Regions from separate parts of the Mus musculus genome. Here region 2 is linked to region 1. The links are chromatin loops, found by intact Hi-C in ENCODE. Cell type or tissue: gastrocnemius. All regions are shown on one strand.

Region 1 (8,000 bases):
CTTGTCCTGTGCCTCGATGGGGTGGAGGGAGGAGATCGCCTGTCCTGGAGTGCTACAGCTCGGACAGCCTCGCTGTGTGTCCTGTCCCCGTGTCCTGAGGCTGAGGCTGGCTGAGCATGCACGTACACATGCATGTGTGTATACATTCGTGTGAGTGTGTGCTTAGTGGGGGAGGGCAGAAGGGCCATTGTGCATTCAGACTGTGATCTCTATAGTTGGGGTCTGGACAGCAAAGGATTCTGGGAACTGTTCCCTGACAGCCAGGTCCAGGGCAGCTTGGGAAGTTGTGGGAACAGGAGAGGACAGGTTAGAAGGGAGCGGCAGCTGCTGGAATGTGCAGGCCTGGTGCACCCCACCCTCCCTCAGTCAGGGTTGGGCCCTCTCGGTAAAGCCAGCACTCAGTCCTTCTCTAGCTGTCCCCAGCTCTGCCATCAAGCACCCCCTTCCTGCTCGCTCCTAGGAGGTGCTCCATACCCCCTGGCTTTTTGTTGGGTTACCACCAATTGGCCCAGCTAGGAAAGGCTTTGGGGGGGAGACCTTTTTGGAACGCCTAGAAACTTCTCTGAGTCTTGATGCTGGGAAACCATTAGTCCTCTGTACAGACAAAGGTTTTGTCGCTCACGGGGGACTTCATTCTGAGGAGTTAGGGAGAGACAGGGCCCGTGGGAGGACCAGTGGGTGGATTTCTAGGTCAGCCCCGCTCCCCAGGTGACAGCTGAGGGTCAGTCAGCCCTGTAGATTCTGGGTCCCCGTTTGCCAACCTCTGTAAGGGAAGCACGCCTTCCCTAGCCCATACCTACTGCCTTTAGGATCCAGGCCGCTTTCCCTGCTAGGGTCCCTGGCAGGCTGGCCCTCCCCCCCATCTCTCTAGGCTCAGCATCCATCTCTGTCTCCCCTCCTCTGGCTTGTCTCACTCTTCTCAGAGAGTGTGAGCTTCTTGTGTGCCACTGGCCTTCACACCTGACAGCCATACCCGTGTGGACAGGCAATGTCTACAGTGACTCCAGTTTGTGCTGTGCCTCCGTACCTGTCCTGCCTCTTGACTGGCCCAGGGTGCTTAGATGCCCCCAGAATTTAATCTGCTCAGGCCTTCGGTGTGCCTCATAAGGATAAGTGATAGCGCCCAAGTGTCCCTGTCAGGTTTTCTGGCCAGGCCTTGCCTCACACAGTTCAAAGGTGACCTAACTGGAAGGGAACTGAAGCTTGAAGTCATCAGGGCCTGGTGACCTGTGTGTGCTGTCAACACTCCTGGTCCTGATTCTGCTTGCTCTAGACTGGGAATGTGGGGGACATCACTCTACCTTGGGTTTGGTATCTCCTGGGAAGATTCTAGAAATCTATCCTGGGATCACGGCCTGTTCAGGCTTGTCTAGGGGTAGCCCTGTGGTAATGTAAGGTTTTTTTTTTTTTTTTTTTACTATAGTGGCAATGGCGGCTTTGTGTGAGTGTGAACGAGTGTGTAATGTGACAATGAAGAGGTTGTAGGACTGAAAGCACGGGCAAGTGTACAGGGCAAAAGTGTGCACACATGAGACAAGTGTGACTGTGTGTCAGTGTGAGGTTGTGTGCGCATGTGCGATTGTCTATGAGCATGTGAGAGCATGTGTCTAAGCTTAGAGTGTGGCTGTGTGTGGACCTGAGGATGCAGGGCTGTGAGGTATGTGTCTGTGTGCCACGTGCACGCACTAGTGCAAGGGCATGTGATTAGACTTGAATGAGGTTGAATGTGTGAGTCCATATGGTAGCCGTGTGCAAATGTATGTGTGGGCTGTGTAGGTGTGCATTTGTGTGCAAGCTCTGTGAAGGTGAGTTGCATGTGCACCTGTGTGAACTAGCCACTTGCGTTGGGGAAGTGCTGAACTTGGACTCAGGCCCACCTCTCCTCTAAGGTTATAGTCAATGTAAGTGAAACCCAGAGTCTTTCTATGAATTCTGGGAAATTCCAGGGAACTGCAGGCTCAACCCCCGCCCCCCAGGGGAGTTTCCACATTCTAGTGAGAACTTTGAGGCCTTTCTTTCTTTCCTTCTTTCTTCCTTCCTTCCTTCCTTCCTTCCTTCCTTCCTTCCTTTCTTTCTTTCTTTCTTTCTTTCTTTCTTTCTTTCTTTCTTTCTTTTTCTTTCTTTCTTTCTTTCTTTCTTTCTTTCTTTCTTTCTTTCTTTCTTTCTCTTTAAAAACGCAACATGGAAGAGAGTCAAAATAATACTGACAAAATGTATGTAGGATTTAAGACATAGAATCACAGGACCTTGCACTAGCATGCATTCTGAAATGTATATGTGTGCACACGTTACACATGACGCACAGACCCATACCTCACAATCTTATATCCCCAATAAAGGCATAGAATCTACTATGTGTTATTAGACACTCAAACTTAAAAAAATCAATTTAATTTGAAATCACATGAATGTGTGTGTGTGTGTCTGTCTGTCTGTCTTTGTGTGAGAATGTGCAAGTGAAGTGCCCACAGAGGCTAGACATATTGAATTCCCTGGAGCTGGACTTCCAAGTGATTGTGAGCTACCTACTATGGGTGCTAGGGACTGAACTTGGGAAGGAAAAACATGCTCTTAACTGCTGAGCCATTTCTCCAGGACCTCAGACACTAAATCTTTCGACATGGGCCCTTCCCCTATCCTCATGGCCCTGGAGTTAGTGAGCAGAAGCCATTCCCAGGTCTGAGGTCAAAACAACCGCGGTGTCTGTCCAGCTAGCCCCGAGCAGCTCAGTGCTGCCCTCTGCAGGCGCACGATCAGAGATTCGAGCCTCTTAGCTCCAGCCTAGGTGACAAAGAGCCTATCTGGCTCATCCAGTGAGACCCTCTTGCTGTTCATCCACACATGCAGAACATGCTTGGATGTGCATGTAGGGTAGCCATGTAGGTGTGCGCATAGCCGTTTCTTTCATTGGTTTGTATCGGGTTCCCAGTTTTGGGGGGTCACACCCTGTGTGGCATGCACACCAATAACAGCTGCTGCTGTTAAAGAATTTTCAGTAGGAAGAGAGTACTCCTCTTGAAGAATAGGGACTGACCCAGGGATCCCCAAACTCGAAGCTGGCCTTGGGGTGAGCAGTTTCATAGAGGAGCCTAAGGGGTAGGAAAGGAGTGACGCGTGGGACAATGGACACAGTGGCCCAACTGGGGCTTGGTGCAGTGGGAGAGTCGGGGGGTGGCATACTAGGGAGTTGTATAATGAGGGAGATGAGCTGACCCAGACTCCAGGGAAGGGGTCTGAAGAGGCAGCTGACAGATATGTGGTCCAGCATCCTCCTGAATTTCTTCTGTGTCTTTGTGAACAAGGGTGCAGTACCGCAAATTACCAGCAGATGGTGCTCTAGCTACAGGATTGAAGCTTAGGTTGCACTCTGTAATGCGTTCTTTCCAAGAATGGAAAGATGCTGGAGCCTAGAGGCCAAATGGCTTCCCTTTTAGGGCAAGAGGACCTTGGGACGAGGTGGGGCGGGACTCCACACTGTCCCTTCAGCTTCCTGGTCAGGTACCTGCCTGTTCAGCTTCTATTCTTTTCTGTCTCTCAGCGACTTTGAAACACCCCCCAGGAACATAAAGACCCCCTCTGGTCTGCCCTGGAGGTTTTTCTCTAGACTCCAGAGTCTGTTGAGAGTCAGACAGCCTTTTTAGAAAGTTCCTGGTTGTTATAATCCAGGGCTCCGCCCCACTCTCTTACTTCCCTGGACGGCCTGTAGGAGGAGATTCCTTGTCTGTTTTAAGCTGGAGTTGTTAGGACCAGACACAGCTCACTCTCCTGCCACAAAGATCTAGAGGCTTCCACAGGACTGGTTGGTGGGCACAGCTCTCTTCCTAGCTGAGCTTGGGGCTTGGGGGCTGTTCCTTAATGGCTGTGGGGACAATGGAGATTATGGAGGAGGGCCCTTCAGTTGTATATCCTTCCCTCCTCTCCTTTGGGGAAAGGGCTTTCCCAACTCTGGTGACTTGGTCATTCATTTGATCATTTATTTGACAAGCATTGTTTGGTGTGTCTATTTCTGGGGACAGAGATGGAGGTGGCCGGGTCCCATCACCAATAAACAGGTGAGGATGTACAAGGTGTCCCTCAGCTTCCCTCCGCCTAAATTATGTCTGCAACACAGAATTACAGTCATCACTGCCCACCTGTTCAACCTAGAAAGCTATCCCCCTGCTTCCAACCTGCCCTGGCCTGTGCCCTGCTGGCCACCTGCCCTGATCCATGCTCCTGCTGGCTACCCAGCTCTGTGTCCATTTTCATGTCTGTTTCCCAGGCTGTCACCTCAGTCTGGGGTGGGTTCTGGGTTCTCCCCAGTGTTACATTTTTCTCTCACTAAGGAAAGCCTTTTTCTCAAACTCCAGGAGCTGGGAGGAGGTGGGGCAGAAGCAAAGACACAATGGATGAAGGTGACCCAAAGGGACTGTTCAGATGGAAAAGAAGACCCACAGACAACATGGGGAAACCACTCACACAGCGAGTGTGCGGAGGCTGAGCCATGCTTGTGAACCATGTCATCAGCTGGCAAGGAGAAGACAGGCAAAGGTCAGGAAAGGTCAGCTTGTAGGGGTCAAAGGTCAGCTCGTAGGGGTCGGTAGGGACCCAAGAAGAGATCCTGGATATTTATGTCAACTTGATATGAGCTAGAGATATCTGAAAGAAGGGAACCTCCATTGAGAAAACACCTCCATAAGATTCAGCTGGAAGAAATTTTCTTAACTAGTGATTGATGGGGGAGGGCTCAGCCCATTGTGGGTGGTGCTGTCCCTGGGCTGGTGGTCCTGGGTTCTATAAGAAAGTAGGCTGAGCAAGCCAGCAAGTAACCCTCCTCCATGGCCTCTGCATCAGCTCCTGCCTCCAGGTTCCAGCCTGTGTGTTCCTGTTCTGACTTCCTTCAATGATGGACAGTTCTGTGGACGCATAAGACAAACAAACCCTTCTCTCCCAGGTTGCTTCGGTCACGGTGTTCCATCACAGCAATAGAAACCCTAACAAATCCAGGACGGATGCTTCGTGTCACCCAGGAGTTAGGAGTGAAAACTGAGGTGACCAAGGAGCCCTTTGACGTTGGCAAAGGTAACCATAGAGCCTGCAGCATGGGGAACAGCTGGGTCTCACTGGTTTCCCGGGCTGCTACAAGTTAGTGGGGAAGCTCAATTCTATTTGGTTGGGGAGTGGAGGCAGAAGGATCAGAAGCTCAGAGACATCTTCTAGTCTGCCACTAGATAGCAAGTTTGAGGCCAGTCTGGGCTACAGGGGACTTTGTCTTAAAACAACAACAACAACAAACAGTCATTGGGTATGGTGGCATGTATCTTTAATCCTGGCACTTGGGAAGCAGAGGCAGGTGGATCTCTGTGAGTTCCAGGATTGCCTGGTTTACATGTGAGTTCCAGGAAAGCCAGGGCCACACAGCGATACCATGTCTCAAAACCAAAACCACGGAGCCATCTCTCCAGCCCTCCGGACTGTTGGCACTCATCGCTCTTGCAGAGGTCTCACGATTGCTTCCATTATCCAGACTGAGTGGCTTACACCCACCAGTAACTCCATTTCCAGGGATCTGATACCCTCTGGCCCCGTTGGGCACATGCACACACATGTATGCATGCATATGTATGTATTACGCATACTTGCATCCATTCATCCATAATAATAAAAATAAATAAAAAATGAGAAAAAGGGATAAAAATTATTTGCCAGCCAGGTGAATGTCTATACTCCTTGGAGGTAGGTGGGTTATGTAAACCCGGAAGTTTAAGGCTAGCCTTGGCAACACAGCAGGACACTGTCTCAACCAAAAATAGAACATTACTCATTAACCCAGTGATCCCATTACCAAAGTTTCCCCTAAGATTGGGTTTGTAAAAGTTCACACCACCATATGTTCAGGGATGTATACTATGCCATTTTGTGTAAACAAAAAACATTGGAGTCCAGAGATGCTTGGAATGGAGGAGTGGATGGAAAGAGTCTGCTGTTTCAGAGATACTGTTGCCTGGGAGACAGGCCTTGAGAGATGGATAGTGTTTCCTTCTGTGGAATTAAAATCTATACAGTCTAGAGCTGTATCCCAATTGGTAAAGTGCTTGTCTAGCCTGGACAAAGCTCTGGGTTTGATTCCCAGCACCATATAAGCCAGTGCCTGAAATCTCAGCACTAGGGAGACAGGAGGATCAGAAGTTCAAGGCTGCCCTTCTATACATAGCAAGTTTGAAGCCAGCCCGGGCTATATGAGAACCCGCCTTTCTTAAAACATCTAGACGCGTAGACATATTAAGAGTAAGTAAAGGTTGAGGACATGGCTAAGTAGGGGAAATCCATGCTTAGCATGTACCTGGTCCTTGCTTCGGTGCCTAACACAGCAAGCAAGCAAGTTAGGGAACAAATGAATGAACAAACCCAAGCACAGCAATGATGAACACAATCTGAGTTCCTCAGTATCCCTTCCTTGCAGGTTTCTTCTCAGCCTTCGTTCCAGTCACTTCCCACATGTTCTGCAAGCCCAGACATTCCCCAGAGGGGTTCCAGGAAGCTCTCTCTCCACAAAGCTCTCCCTGGAAGCAGCCTGGATCCCAGCGAGGCGGGGGAAGCACTTTGTCATGTAGACGGCTGTGGAAGAAGTGAACGGAAGCCATCAGCAGATTCTGCCTTGCCTGGCCCAGGGGACTGTAGATCCTGGTTCTCAGGCCTGACACCCCATAGACACCACCCTGAAAGCTCTAGAGCAGCCTGTGGGTCATGACCCCCCCTTTTGGTGTGTGTGTGTGTGTGTGTCACCTATTAGCTATCCTGCATTTCCAATACATACATTATGATTCATAACAGAAGGAAAATTATGAAGTAGCAAAAAATAATTTTGTGGTTGGAGGTCACCACAACATGAGGTATTAAAGGGTCACTATGCTAGGACGGTTGAGAATTGCTGCTCTAGGGCATCAGGGACTTCAGTCTCTGTCTGGTGGCTCAGCCTCACTCTCCTCAACCTCAGGCTCTCTGAAGAGGCGCTCAGCCCAAGGGCCTGCGCATCTGGAATTATCTTCCTTGTGTATGGCTGGCTCCTTCCTCATCTCACCTTAGCTGTAGATGGGGACCTCCCTAGACTTGGAGAACACGTTATTCTCGGATTTGTTGATCTTACCCAACCTTTCCAGCAGACAGATTGCTCCATTAGGATAGAAAAGCGGGCTCTTACGTCACCACCCGATTTCCAGTGTCAGGGACAGCACCCAGCACAGAGCGCATGCTTAGCCAATAGAAAGACAAGCTGCATCTAACAGGCTCCTTTCCCCAGCACTCTGGTTGCGTCATTCCAGGATGCTGACCCAGCTTCCGGCCTTCAGGTATTCCCCAAACACACCTGGCAGGTCTTCACCTCTGCCTGGCTCGTTGCTTCTGCCCTGGCTTTGGAACCCAGCCTCCCAGTCAGTCCCTCCCTCTGAAACTGCTCTGTGCCTCCGTGTGAGTGACTGGCTCCTTCCTCACCCTGCCAAGGTGCTGGTCCACACATACCTTTGTCTGTCAGGGCACAGCGCTATTGTACTCAAATGAAATGTCTGTCTGTCTTTTGCTCACGGCTGGCTCTCGTGAAGGGCAGGGCTGGGCTGACTCAGGACTGTATTCTGAGCCAGCCCAGCCCAGTGTCTGCCACACAATGAGCAGGATGAATGGGTGCTGACTGAAGTCTAACCTTGGGCTCTCACTGTATCTATTCAGTTGACAGGTCACCACCGGCAGAGCACTTAGCACATGCAGGGTACTGAGCTAGGCGGTGGGACCAGAGAGCATCTTTTGGCTGCAAAGGATTGCCAGTGTAGAAGAAGAACAGACCTCCTTGAGAAATCTAGTACAAGTGAGAAGGGTGTGAGGACTAGATTGGTTTCTTTTTGCTGCTAAGACAAATGATCACCCCAGAGTCTTAAACACACACACACACACACACACACACACACACACACACACACACACACACACACACACTCACACACACACACCCTTTCATGACTGGAAGATAG
Region 2 (8,000 bases), 99 kb after region 1:
AGAGACGAGTTAACTAAGGGCATAAAGATCCATGTTGAATATGGGTGACACCCTGTAGGCTGAGCCCATGGACCAAATTAACAAAAAGGGAGATGGCCAACTGTCACATGACAGTCTGTCTGTCCCCTGACCATACCTTTATGCCATGATTTGAGCTACTACATGTTCCCTAAACCTTTTCCTCTTTTATGCTTCCTTTTCTTTGTTTTTACCATAGATCCATGAATTGTGTGTGTGTGTGAGAGAGAGAGAGAGAAAGATTGCACAAGTTTATGTGTATCATGTGCCTGCAGGTACCTGTGGAGACCGGAGGGTGTCAGATCCTCTGGAACTGGAATTGGTGGTGGTGGATAGCCACCTGATACAGATGCTGAGAACTGAATTGAGGCCTTGTGTTGAAGTAGAAAGCATCCCTAACCACTGGGCCATCTCTCCAGCCCCTTGTTCTCATGTTTTCCTCCTGGAGATTAAACCTATTTTGCTCCTGCCAACCAAACACTCTACCACTGAGCCACACTCCCAGCTCTCCGGAGTCCAGGAAGGCCTTGAACTTGTGACCTTGCTTCAGTGTCCTGAGTAGCTAGGATTTACAGGCTCAGGTGTGGAGAGCCGTGAGCAATCGCCATTACAAGATGGCGCTGGCCTCTGCTGTGCCTAACTGGTAAACAAGTAATGTGCACAGGTGCAATAGTAAATTCGTGCCAAGTCACTGCCCATCCCGGGGCGTAGTAGTGGGGTAATGAGTGAGCAGCCAATCAGGAGCTGACATGTCACACAGAGGGGTATATAAGCAGCACCATTTTCCTTGTTCGGGGTCTTCCTTCAGATGAAGCAATAAAGCTTTGCCGTAGAAGAATTCGGTTGTCCGAGTGAATTCTTGCCGGTGAGATACTAGCTCGGGATACTCAGGGAGACTGACCTTAAGTTCCTTATATTAGGCATTAACAGAGGTTCAGAGAGAGCTAACTGAATTTGTTTTTGAAAAGAGTTGGTTAATTTTTCTGTCACTTAACTTGTGTTAAGAGTAAAGTAACTCAGCCGGGCAGTGGTGGTGCACGCCTTTAATCCCAGCACTTGGGAGGGAAAGGCAGGCAGATTTTTGAGTTCGAGGCCAGCTTGGTCTACACAATGAGTTCCAGACAGTCAGAGATACACAGAGAAACACTGTTTTGCAAAACGAAACAAAATCAAAACAAAAAGCAAGCAAGCAAAGAACAACAACAAACCGAAAAGAAGAAACAATAAAGCAACTCACCGTGAAGTTCTTTAATGCTTTAAATGATCATTTATTTGTCCTGTGTGGTGGTTTGAACGGGAATGGCTCCCACAGACTCATGGGAATTTTTGGCCCATAAGGAGTGGCACTATTAGGAGGTGTGGCCTTGCCGGAGTAGGTGTGGCCTTGTCAGAGTAGGTGTGGCCTTGTTGGAGGACGTATGTTACTGTGGAGGTGGGCTTTGAGGTCTCAGATGCTCAAGCCCTAGCTCAGTGGCTCACAGTTTCTTCCTGCTGCCTGCTGACCTGGATGTAGGACTCTCAGCTCCTTCCCCAGCACCATGTCTGACATGCCTCCCACCATGATGATAATGGACTAAACCTCGGAAACTGTGAGCCAGCCCCAGTTAAATGTTTTCCTTCGTAAAAGTCACTTTAGTCCTGTTCTTTTCACAGCAATAGAGACCCTAACTAAGACACCTTGTGATTTTTGCAGTTGGCGATTTAGACAGAACAGTTTTATTTTCTCTATGTGTCTGTGGCTGGTTGCAAGGGCTAGGCAGTTCTTCCTCTGAGATTCCCTGAGAGCTGGCTGGGGTGGTGAGGACAAATGTGTGACTCTCACCTTCCAGTCAGCTACCTTGAGCCAGTGTCCCAACGCAAGTGGTAACTACACAAGGTCCTTTGAGGAACAGTTGTTTGGCCTTCACGGTGTTGGCCAAAGTCAGTCACAACCTAATCTAGATTTGAGAGCAGGGGCAGCAGACTCCTCTTGAGGCAAAGAGCTGGAGAGTCACATGGTGAAAGGTACGGGTGTATAAGGAGCAGTAATGGAGTCCATTTTGGGCAAGCCATCTAGTGTGCTCCATGAGGAGGCCACATGATGACTATGGAGCGGAAACAAGAAAAAAACCATGGTGCTGCTTGTGCAATGGAAGATTCCACAGAGAGCGAAATGTAGGCATAAGCAGGGTGCTCCAGGGAAGCGTGAAGAGCATCCCATGGGCGTCATCAAGCACTCTGATTGGACTGACGGCAAAGCTCCTTCATAAACTAGGGACAGCCCTCCTCTCTAGGCAGTTCTTCAGGGACCATGGCTGCACATCAAGCCACTTGTGATAGACATTAAATGGACTTTAAATGACTCCCAAAGGCTTTTGGGTTGAAGACTATCCCTAGATAACCTTGTTTGGTTTAGGAACCTGGGACAGGGGACTGAGGTGCATATTTTACACACTAAAGCAGACCTGGCCTTTAGGTTCTCCCAGCATCCCTCTGTCCTTACCTGGCATACACTGCACCCAACCCCGAGCTTTCCAGCCCAGGGGCTGAGCTGCCCTTCTGCCACAGGCTCTTCCCTATGTAATCCAGACATTTTGGCTTCTCTCTCTCTCTCTCTCTCTCTCACACACACACACACATATTTTGGCTTCTCTCTCTCTTTCTCTCTTTCTCTCTCTCTCATATCTCTCCTTCTCCCCCCCTCCTGTTATCTCTCTTTGTCCCATGGCTACTTCCCTGCCCTCCTTTCTCAGGGCCAGTGGACTCACCCAGCTTGAATTGGCTCATTTCATTGGCGGAGAAATAACCTATCAAACCTCACTTTTGGGAGGTGGTGGAGACTTTGGAAGGTGGGGTGTACAAGAAGAAAGCTAGGCCATTGAACTGCATGTCTTTGAAGGGAATTAATTGTACCCCAATCTCTCTTCTCTTTCTGCTTTCTCACCACCTTTAGGTGAGCACTTTCCTCCACTCTGTTCTTTGCATAGTTTACTGTCCACAGGGTCACGGGCCCAGGGCCAAGCTGCCAGAGACTAGCTAGAATCCCTGGGCCTAAGTCAGTATTTTCTCCTTTGGAGTTGTCTCAGGTTCTTTGCATAGTGATGGGACCTAATATATCATCTAAAAGCTTGAATGTCTGTCCAAGCTTTTAAAAAATATTTATGTTTGTTTGTATGTGTGTATACATGAACTCGAGTGTGCATGTGGAGGCCAGAGGAAAACCTTGGATGTCTACCTGCTCTGAGACTGGTAGCCTGCCACCCACAGAGCAGGCTAGAATGTATAGCCCACAAGCCCCAGGGTGATGGAAGTGGCGGAAACCCTGAAGGACTGAGTGAATGTGTGTTGTTGGCATGGGCATGACTGTGTCAAGGACCCTGGTCTCAGACCCAGAGGAGAAAGGCTCTGAGGAAAATGGCAGCGCCATCTGGTCCATGTGAAGGATAGTGTTTCTGGAAAATGTCCACCATATGTTCTGCTCCTGGATGTTTACAACCTGCAGAGTGCTCCCCTGCAGGCAGTGCTCCCCTGCAGACAGTGCTCCTGCTGCATTTAGCCAAACCTTTCTTTCCTTCCTCTAGTGGTTATACCAGAAACCCTGGCTCCTTTCAACTTTCCTTTTAACTACTCTGCCCCTTCAGCTGGATGCCATGACCCTGCCTCCCTGTTCAAGTCAATTGTCTCAGGCCTGCCTTATTCAAGGGGATCTTGAATAGACATTGTGTTAAATGGATGCCTAAGATGCTCTCTCCATGACCCTTGGCCTTGGGTGCCCATACTTTCTTCTGTTTAAACATGAGCTTCTGGGGTGCCTATAGACTCATGTGTTTGAATGCTTAGTCATCAGGAAATGGCACTACTCAAGAAGGATGAGATAGGGTCATGTTGGAGTAGGTGTGGCCTTGTTGGAGAAAGTGTGTCCTTGTTGGAGGAAGTGTGTCACTGGGGGTGGGCTGTGAGGTTTCAAAAGCTCATGCCAGGTCCAGTCTCTTTCTCTGTCTGTCTGTCTGCCTGTCTGCCTATGGTCAAGATGTAGCTCCCAGCTACTGTTCTAGTGCCTGCTTGTAGAGATAATCTCTTGTGTACTATGTAAGAGCATTCACCTGTCAATAAAAAAGCCTTTGGCCAATGAGCTGAGGCAGGATTAGAAGGCGGGACATCTGGTAGAGAGGGAGAGAGAGAGAGAGAGAGAGAGAGAGAGAGAGAGAGAGAGAGAGAGAGAGAGAGAAAGAGAGATATCTGGGGAATAGATGTGGGAGATTCTCTCTGGGAACTCTGGAGGAAGACAGGTGTATAAAAGCTGAGGTGACAGGCCACACGGCATGCTAAGATGGTAATAACAGGGTAATTCACATGGCATGCTAAGATGAGAATAATGGGGTAATTCAGTTATGGGCCAGTCAGTTCCATGGCCAAAGCATATGACCAAGATGCTTGTAACTATATTTAAGTCTCAGAGTCGTTATTCCTGGAGGAGCGGCATGTGAGGAAAAGCACACAGCTTACAGAAAACTCCATACTACATCTGCTGGCACACCGCCATACTCCCCACCATGATGATAATGGACTAAACCTCTGAAACTGTAAGCCAGTCCCAGTTAACTGCTTTCTTTTGTAAGAGCTGCCACAGTCCTGGTGTCTCTTCACGGGACTAGAACACGGAGACAGGAACCAAGCACTCACTTTTACCATCCCGTTCTCTGCTTCCTGGTTGTGGATGTCACATGACCAGCAGTTTCCTGCTCCCACTGTTTTGACTTCCTCTTGCACGGTGAGTGGAAATGAACCTTCTCGCCCTTCTGTTTCTCTTGCCAGAGCATTTAATCAAAACGAGAGGAAAAGAAATGAAGACAGCCCATTTCTTTCCTACCCAGCCCCCATACTGCATAGGAAATTCACAGAGGCAGATACAGATACTTCCTTTGTCCCGTGGAAGGAGAGCTTGTGCAATTTGACACAGGCTGGGTCACATCACTGGGAGAGGGGCTAGTGAAGGGAACAGGACACTGTTGGATAGGCACAAAAGCTCAGAAAGATCCAATATCTTGGGGTCTATGGAGGTGGGAGGAGAGTGGTGTCTTTTGTACGTGTGACACCTGGCAAGACTGAGCAGGGTGTTTGGGGTCCTTACCCAGTGTTCCACCTCAGCTTTCTAAAGATACCCTGTAACCATTCCTATATATTTCTTTTCCTTCTATTATCTCACAGGGGCTCATGTAGCTCAGGCTGGCCTCCAACTTGCTCTGAGCAGAGGGTGACCTTGAACTTCGAATTCTTCTGCTCTCACCTCCAAAATGCTGGGATAACAGGTGCGTGCTTCCACACCCAGGTGCCTGTGCTGCAGTTTTTCATGGCCAGAGTCTGGATCAATGGCTCTCAACTTGTGTGCCGTGACCCCTTTGGGGGTTGAACACCCTTTTACAGGGGTCATCTATCAGATATCCTGCATGCCAGAGGTTTAACATTATGGTTCATAATAGTAGCAAAACGACAGTTATAAAGTAGCAACAAAAATAATTTTAGGGTTGCATGTCACCACAACATGAGGAACTGTATTAAAGGGTCCCAGCATTAGGAAGGCTGAGAACCATTGGTCTGGATGGTGTCTTCTAGATTGTCACTGTTGGGACTGACAGAGCAGGTTTCTGTATGAAGATTTCAGTCAACCTCCCAGGCTCCCTAAGTACTCAGAGCCCTTCCTCGTCATGATCTCAGGGGTTCTCTGGAAACAGCTTCATGCTGGGCAGGATGGACCTCAGTGCCTGTCATCCAGCCGAGCAGTTGTTTCGACCTTCTCCCTCTCTCAAGCTAGAAGCTGGTCGTCTGTCCTCCGTACTGGTCTCTGTCCTGACTCATTGAGCTTGGTCAAAAGGCCATCCGCCAAGCCAGCCTTCACATTCTGCAGGCATTCTGAGGGCATCTCGAAGCTTCCCTGTTGTGCAAGCCTTGGAGTTTGAAATTGGCCTCCTCCCCCTGGCGTGTGGGATCTGGCTCGCCTGTAATTTTTGCAGACAATTCAGGGTGGATCTTGAGAATAATTTGGAACTTGGGGTACTGTGAGTCAATTAATTTCCCCAAGACATAGGAAATGTTCCAGACAGTGCTCTCAATTTGTGAGTCTCATCTCTCCCAAGTCATGGCTTAACTGCTCCACCCCCACTCTCCTCCCTCATCCCCCCTGCACTGGGATGGATTCAGGGTCTCAAAAACGCCAGGGGAGCCCTTGGCCGCTGAACTGTGTTCTTCTCTTTTTACGTTTTAAAATTTGACGCAAAATTTTGCTAACTTGCTCAGGCTGGCCTTGAATTTGCAGTCCTCCTGACTCAGCTCCCTGAGCAGCTGGGATTACAGGCATGTGCCTACCAGGCTTGGCTTGGCTTAAATTATCTGTAAGAGACTATTGTGGTTCATATGTGAAATGATGTTGTGACTTAGGAAATCCAAACTTGAGCGTATCAGCTATTTTGGCTTTGTAACTACAAGAAATAAACAAAAACTAAATTAATTAACTAACTAATTAATTAATTAATTTATGTGTGTGACATGTGTGTGTGTGTGTGTGTGTGTGTGTGTGTGTAGCCACAGTGGGTGCATGAATGAGGTCAGAGGATAGCTTGTGGGAGTTGGTACTCCCTTCCTACCATTTGAGTCCCAGGGATTGAACTCAAGTCATCGGAGATTGGCTGCAGGTGTCCTTACCCACCGAACCATCTCACTGGCCCAAAGAATAAGAAAAAAAAATCTCCATACTGATTGTGGAAAGAATGTATTCCCCTGCCCATAAAGTCAGTCTCTCCGATCTCCAAGTCCACTGCTTCTTCTCTAGGATCTACAGGAGTGGTCAGCAGGAACCAGCCAACACCTACTTTATTAGCATTCAGGAGCTTGTAGAATCCTATGCTCTAGTCACAGTTGCATTTTTACTGACTTCAGAGATATCGAGACCATTTGATCCTTACGGTATTCATTCAATTTTTTTTTTTGGACAGGGTCTCCTGTAGCTGAGGCTGACCTCAGTCTCCCTAGGTGGGCAAGCTTGGCCTTGAACTTCTGATCACCCTGCTGCTACCTCCTAAGTGCTTGAGGCTGTGTGTGTGTACTACGTGATAGTTTATATAGTGCCGAGAGGATCAAACCAGGGCAAACACTATCAACTGAACTCTACACCCAGCCCCCATTCAGCTGCTCTTAGTTAAATACTTGCTAAGCTCTTTCTATTCCAGCTTCCCTTCTCAGTGGTGGGAGGACATCACCAACTGAGCGGAAGAGCCAAATATTCTGCTACTGTTAGAATTATATCAGAGGTAAGGGAGGGCAAACTGTGCATGTGGCAAATGAAGATAATACAGATGCTTTGTGAAATAGTTTATAGTTGGTATAAAGTATTTTCATATGGATGCATTTGTCACTTCCTATTTGGCTAAGTCATTCAGTGTGAAAACGGACAGATATTTACTAGGCGGCTTTGTTTTAATCAGTGCTATCTTCATTTAATATTCAGAAATGCAAAAGTGTGATTTTTCTTTTTAGCACCAACTCCATAGTTGTATTTAGTTTTTAAACCATTTTTGTGCCCTAGAAAGACTAAATCAGTACAGTAACAAGGTGATTCTCTGCCACCCCCTTTCTCTATATGAATATGTGTATAGGAATGTATATATTTAAAGGTGATAGGTGCATAAAGAAAGGGCCGTGGGAAGATGACAGGTGCACTGTGGCACTAGGATGGAGGACTGCCATGGTAAGGCAAGTGGCCAAAGTGGACTATAAGACTGAGTCCAGAGGCAAGTATGTAGCCATTACTCCAGGCACACATAGCAGGTGTAGAAAACCGTACATCGAGAACTTATTTGGTGTGCAAGGGAGACTGATAAAGCCCCTGTTGCCAGAACATTGTGTGATAGAAACTCAGTAGACATTGATGAGGTTGGAGTTGGGGGGATCACTCGTAGCCTGGGAGGGCTGTCTCAGGAACCCGATCTTTGCTCTCAGGGAACCTTGGA

The links. A loop is a pair of places that touch in the nucleus more often than their neighbours do. Peaks named below come from ENCODE experiments on the same cell type or tissue, not always from the same donor. Only the 100,000 strongest peaks of a DNase experiment are listed, where the experiment ranks them.
Region 2: a loop joins it to region 1, with 2.8 times the contacts of the local background. A loop is called at or near these places in 14 of 42 quality-filtered maps.

Annotation. Positions count from the first base shown.
Region 1 is chr11:100,277,516-100,285,515 of GRCm38, reverse strand. Gm14206 (a long non-coding RNA gene) reads left to right here. Exons shown (of 5, transcript XR_880211.2): 2 at 4,350-4,530; 3 at 4,934-5,061; 4 at 6,443-8,000. Among named protein-coding and RNA genes, the nearest start is that of Krt42, 12 kb to the right of the region's middle. In gastrocnemius, CTCF peaks have their summits at 2,746 (motif pointing left) and 3,325 (motif pointing right); DNase peaks (open chromatin) are centred at 2,737, 3,326 and 4,198.
Region 2 is chr11:100,178,662-100,186,661 of GRCm38, reverse strand. Gm39022 (a long non-coding RNA gene) reads right to left here. Exons shown (of 5, transcript XR_880210.3): 5 at 5,272-5,993. Among named protein-coding and RNA genes, the nearest start is that of Krt9, 11 kb to the left of the region's middle. In gastrocnemius, no CTCF peak of the experiment used is centred here; a DNase peak (open chromatin) is centred at 4,542.